Linked DNA regions of Mus musculus: region 2 is linked to region 1. Evidence: chromatin loops called from intact Hi-C (ENCODE). Cell type or tissue: gastrocnemius. All regions are shown on one strand. Links, peaks and the distances in the headings refer to the core of each region. The heading gives the core; the rest is flanking DNA. Region 1 overlaps Sesn1 (sestrin 1). Region 2 has its middle 18 kb from the start of Foxo3.

Region 1 (2,918 bases), core at 165-2,664:
GCAGGGGCAGCTCTGGACCGTGGCGTATTTGTCTGTCTCACATTACCAAGGCTGCAGCTGTGCTGTGCTCAGCTCTGTCCCACATTCTGGAATCAAATCTGAAACTTTCTGCCTGTGACCTGCATGCCTGGGAGACCTGCTGCTTAGCTAAGAAAAGTTCAGCCCCATGCAATGAGCATCCTCGTCAAGAGCAGCAAGCTGGTGCTTTCTCACGAAAGTGTACTTTTGCTGGCTTAAGGCTCTCACATTTCAATTGTAAAAAGTCTTCTCTAACAGTTTCAGGAAGTAAGTGTCCTGTGCATGTGGCAGCTCAGGTGGTCTGCTGCTGTTCTGAGGCAAGGTCTCAGGTAGCCCAAGCTGGCCTTGAATTCACCTAATGGCCCAGGATGCTCTTCAACTTCTGACCTTCCTTCCTGTACCCACCCCCAAGTGTTAGGATGTTGGGCATGTACCACCACACCCAACTTCTCAATTTTTTTATGGAGGGTACTCTTTGAAAAATTGATACACTTGGGTTTTCCCCCAAAAGTACATGCAAGAATACACTGTTTTCTCTGTAACTGATGGGTCACACAACATCCTAAAAAGCCAAAATCTTCAATTTGAACCATTAAGCTGTAGCCTCTCCCAGAACAAGTCTTGGCTTTGCTTCCTGGAAAACAAGAACAAGTCTCCTTTGGTAATCAGTTTGGGGCAGTTAAGACTGCCCACTACTCTCTGCAGAGAATGTGAGGTCCATTCTCAGATCCCATGTCAGCACACTCACAACCACTATACGCATGTGCACACAGACAGACAGACAGACAGATGTGCATGTGCACACACATATATATACATAGAGCGAGAGACAGGGATGGGGGAGAGAATGTTTGCTTTACTGGTTTCATGTTCTCATCTTCCCAGAAACTACTCTCCAAGGAGCACATATGCGTTGAGCCCAACTGTGTACCTGCCCAGCTGGATGGTCTAGTCAGATCATCTACCTCTCCAGCTCACGCTCCTTGTGTTGAGTGACTGGATAAAAGCAGCGAGTGCATGCCACAGGCCCAAGAACAGCATCTGGGGGGGGGGGCGAGTTAACTAGACTATGGGCTCTGAGGTCAGCAGTCTTCTCCACCTCTCTTCCACACAGATACCTGTGCAGGTACCTGGAACAGTCTGAGACAGTAAGTGAAAGAGGAGATCAATACTATCACCAGTTAAGCTTGGATATTTAAACTTGGAATTATCTCCTTTCTCCTTTCAGACTCCCTCTAAAAGAAGACAACTGAAAACACAAATGTTCTTAAGTTGTACACACATCTTCTCTTGAGGCCTACAGCATCAAAATTGATGACAAACTAGACTTGAGTTGAGTCAGAGTGCCACCTAGTGCTCACAGCAGCTAACTGCTGAGAACTCAGGAAATGTCCTTGGTGAACAAGGAGGCAGGCGGGCACAAAAATGTAAAGTGAGTGGAAAACTGTCATTAATGGCCAGAGTCTTCAAAAGAAAGGTAACTATAAGGAAAATCAGACATCTGCAGCTTTAGACGCTAGTACATGCGCGCATACATATGTACCATACTAGAGAAAACTTACTTCCGAGTACCCTAAAGTTCTACTTCCTGCAGAATCATTCTGTGAATAGAATCTGGTGCACAGCATTCCCCTTGTATCCTTGGCTTCTCTTTCTATGGCTTTATAATCGCTAGTCATGGTCAGCCATATCCAGAATCAACAATGCGTAAATTTTAAATCACGTGCTATTCTGAGAAGTGATCTCATACCATGCTGCCAGGCCTGTGATTTACTCTTTTCCAGAGTGTGCATGCCACATGCCACATACACTACCCACTCAGTATCTTTTTAGTGGCCACCTCAGTTTTCATAACAGCTGCTGGCTCCAATGTAAGGCTCGCAGTGAAGTAGTGCATACCCAGGAGCCCATAATGTCAAAACACCCAACTTGTTCAGCTCAGGCACCTTATCACTAGTATTGTTAGCATCTTCTGAATACTCACTGGTAGTACCATCTGAAATCTCAAAAAGGGAGAGTTCTAGAAGACATTAGAAGAGAGGAAAAACACATCCATATAGCTTTAATTACAACAAGTAGTTGTTCTGTTATTGTTGTAAACTTAGGTTTACATTGTAGGTACATGCTGAGGCAGGAAGATCAAAAGTTCAAGGTCAGCCTGGGCAACTTTGCAAGACTTTGCTTCAGATTCAAATTTAAAAATTGGGAGGTGGGAATGGTGGTACTTGTAATCCCAGCATGTGGGAAGTGAAAGCAGGAGTATAAGGAGTTCAAGGTCATCGTCAGCTATGTAGTGAGCTTAAGGCAAGCCCGGGCTACATGAGGCCTTGTCACAAACAAACAAATGGAGTGCAGCTTGGTGGAACAGTCCTTGCTCAGAATTCCTTAAGTGGCTGCCTAGTACTGTACAAAGCTAGGTTTGATGGTTCATAGTTATAATTCCAGCACTTGGGAGGCTGATGCAGGAGGACTGTTGTAAGTTCAAGTTTAAGGTCAGCCTGGGCTACATAGTAACTTCTAGACCAGCCCATGTTTGTCTCAAAAATACCAATTAAAATTTATAAACAGCAAATAAATTTGAAAATGGTTTAATTTTTGAACCATTGGGATGACTATACTAAAAATGACATGAGAAAATGTTTCTTATTAAAATTAGTATTCTCTATAATTGAAGGAAGGCCCTTACTTCAACATATTATATGTAGTGGGATAAAATTTTTCAAATTTCTATCAATTATATAATAATTTCTGGTGGTTCTGAAACAACTAAAGATGATAAAGATTAGGGCTTATAGCATAAAGAAATTATTTTACCTCCACCTTTCAGACATGACTAAGTTGATAGTAATACACAGCAGTGTTTTAGTTAGGGTTTCATCGTTGGGAAGAGACACCATTAC
Region 2 (2,918 bases), core at 104-2,603, 460 kb before region 1:
TGAAACAAAAATGGTTTAAGAAAGTTTTAAGCCTGGCATAGTGGCACTTGCCTTTAATCCCATCACCCCAGAGGCAGAGGCAGGAAGGGTCTCTGTGAGGCCAAGGCCAGCCTGGTCTATGTAGTGATTTCCACTCCAGCCAGGGCTACATAGTGCCATCCTGTCTCAAACTGTTGGGTCGGGTGATCAGGGAAGGAAGACAGTTTTGTAGGTGTGGACATCAGTTCATGTGAAGGAATTTTTGGTTGCACCACAGACAGATAAGGAGAGACTGAGTGTAGAAATGCTAGTTTGTTTTGAACAAAATCTCCTGTTAGGCAAGCTAGCCGGGAGCGCTTCTTTCTCTTGTCTCTGCCTCTCCAGTGCTGTTAGGACTACAGGTGTGCAGTACCATGCCGACCTCAGGCTTGGGATAATAGGCACAGCGCTGGGAAATTATCGAAGCCCTGGGTTTAAGCCCCAGCATCATAGAACTGAGCATTCGGGAGGTGGAGGCAGAAGGATCAAGTTCAAGGTCATCCTTCACTGCATAGCTAGTTCAGTACTGCTACTACTACTGCTGCTGCTGCTACTACTACTACTACTGCTACTACAATCAGTGTGAATTCCAAAGTGGATATTTCTGAGTGTGTTAGCTTGTACCTGTAACCTCAACACTCAGGGGAGTGAATCCAGAGGATTACTGAGAGTTCAAGGCCAGCTTAGGCTACATGATAAAACCCTGTCAATACACATATACATACATATATACACACATACATATACATTATGCATAAACACATACAAATATATACATATATACACACATACATACACACATATACAAACATACATATACATACATACATGCATACACACATACATAATATATACATACAGGCAGACATATACACACATACATATATTACGCATACACATACAGACATAATATACACACACACACACACACACACACACACATATATATATATATATACATGCATAATACATAATACATACACATAATACACACTCCTACATGAGTATTGATATGTAGAGTGGTGGGCAGTGAACCCCAGCAAGTCACTGGGCTGCCACAGCACTGTTTTTCTCTTCCCTGCCTTCATCTCCTTGTCTTTAGAGCAAGCTCGTCCTCCCAGCCACAAGATGGCAGGAGAAGATCAGAAATTCAAGCATAGTCTCTGCCTCTGATGAAACCTATCACAGTGCCCTGGCACCTAGTTAGAAAATACTTTTCTTTTCTTTCCTTTTCTCTCCTTTCCTTTTCTCTCTTTTCCTTTTCTCTCCTTTCCTTTTTCTCTCTTTTCCTTTCCTTTCCTTTCCTTTCCTTTCCCTTCCCTTCCTCTTCCTTTCTTTCTTTCTTTCTTTCTTTCTTCCTTCCTTCCTTCCTTCCTTCCTCCCTCCCTCTCTTCCTTCCTTCCTTCCTTCCTTCCTTCCTCCCTCCCTCCCTCTCTTCCTTCCTTCCTTCCTTCCTTCCTTCCTTCCTTCCTTCCTTCCTTCCTTCCTTTCTTCTCTAGTTTTCTTGGTAACAAGGTGCAGGCTAATGCAATCACACTTCCCAGTGTGATCTTGAAAGCTGCCAACAAGAAATGGGCACTGCGATTCTGTGCTCTTCTCCCTCTCTGCCTACAAAGTTGGGGCCCTGTTGTGGTCAGCCACACCGTGATAAAACCAGTGAGACTGAGCCCAGCAGATATAAGTGTTTCTAGAAAAGGGATGTCATGTGCCATGCTGCCTGTACCCATCATCTGCCACACATGCAGGTGTCTTGGATTCTTACTAGCAATAGACCTTGGGATGTGTGCCAAACATGTTTGGAATCCCAATGTCATTCCTAGTATGGTAAGCTAGTGTCCCCAGCTGGGTTACAAACATTCAGACAAAGCCAACCCTTGGCAGGTGCCAGTCAATTAAAATACTCATTTCCCCATGAGAAACACTGGAACCCAGGAAGTGTGGTTGAGATCTGAGTGGTTTCCACTGAGCCAGGCCCTCTTGGCCTCTCCCTGTTAGCTGGAAACAAGGCAGGATTGACCTAGAGGGCCTCGAGTTGTGGGTAAATAGAAGAAGCACTCGTTCATCTGAGGGAACCTTCATGGCATTGTGTGAAAATGATGGCTCCTTCATCCTGGTCCATTGGAAAGAATTTACCCCTCCTGAGTACGTCTGAGTGTCCCCATCAGGGCAGGTTAAGGGTCCTGTTTTAGAGGTGACTCATTGTACTAGAAGTTGCTGAGAAGCAGCTGCCTCTGGCCAGTCAGCCAACCAGCTGTGTGTGGGTGGGTGTGTGGGCTCGGGTAAGGTCACCCTCCCCAACGCACTTGTACTGTGGTTTCTTGGTGTCTTGAGCAATGTAATGGAACTGTATGTTTGAGCCTTCCTCAGAGGTCTTTCTGTTCCCTTCTGCCCCTCCCAGAGCTTCCTGGGTAGTGGCCAAGAGGTAGAAAACCAAAGGAGTAAGGCTTACCAGGACGGACACTAGAGATAAGGAGGTCAAGTGCTCAGTTGTTCTGGGGGTCACAGTGCTCCAGGGGCAACTGTGGTGCTCTCTCCGGTGGAGCAGAAAAGCCTGGATAGCAGTCTGAGCTGTGTCTGTGAGAGAGGCTTCTGGAATGGTCATCTTGAGCAAGCCTGGTGGTTTACAAGAAAGGGACTTAAGAGCGAAAGTGGAGACTTGCCTCTGGTATAATGCTTTGGAGTGCGCAAGGCATGTTCTGAAAGCTGCAATCACATGCAGGCACCCGCCGCTGCTTGGCAGCACAGACTGGTGGCCCTGCTGTGTGGCTGAATGCACACAGACATAACCCCTATGTTGGCCATTTTGCAAAGATCCAGGGGAGAGGTGGGGGCAGTGGCACTTGGCAGCAGCAAGGGTAGGGAGCACACAGCTAAGGGGTTACTGATGATACCCAGAGAGA

What was found. Hi-C counts contacts between places; a loop is a spot of excess contacts. Peaks named below come from ENCODE experiments on the same cell type or tissue, not always from the same donor. Only the 100,000 strongest peaks of a DNase experiment are listed, where the experiment ranks them.
Region 2: it touches region 1 in a loop (8-fold over the local background); 37 of 42 quality-filtered maps call a loop at or near these places.

The regions. Positions count from the first base shown.
Region 1 is chr10:41,829,521-41,832,438 of GRCm38, reverse strand. The region is part of intron 1 of Sesn1 (sestrin 1); the gene reads right to left. Among named protein-coding and RNA genes, the nearest start is that of Sesn1, 20 kb to the right of the region's middle. In gastrocnemius, for the core only: a CTCF peak has its summit at 1,375 (motif pointing left); a DNase peak (open chromatin) is centred at 1,374; H3K4me3 peaks cover 241 bases; H3K27ac peaks cover 2,414 bases.
Region 2 is chr10:42,293,451-42,296,368 of GRCm38, reverse strand. No RefSeq gene overlaps it. Among named protein-coding and RNA genes, the nearest start is that of Foxo3, 18 kb to the right of the region's middle. In gastrocnemius, for the core only: a CTCF peak has its summit at 1,145 (motif pointing right); a DNase peak (open chromatin) is centred at 1,131.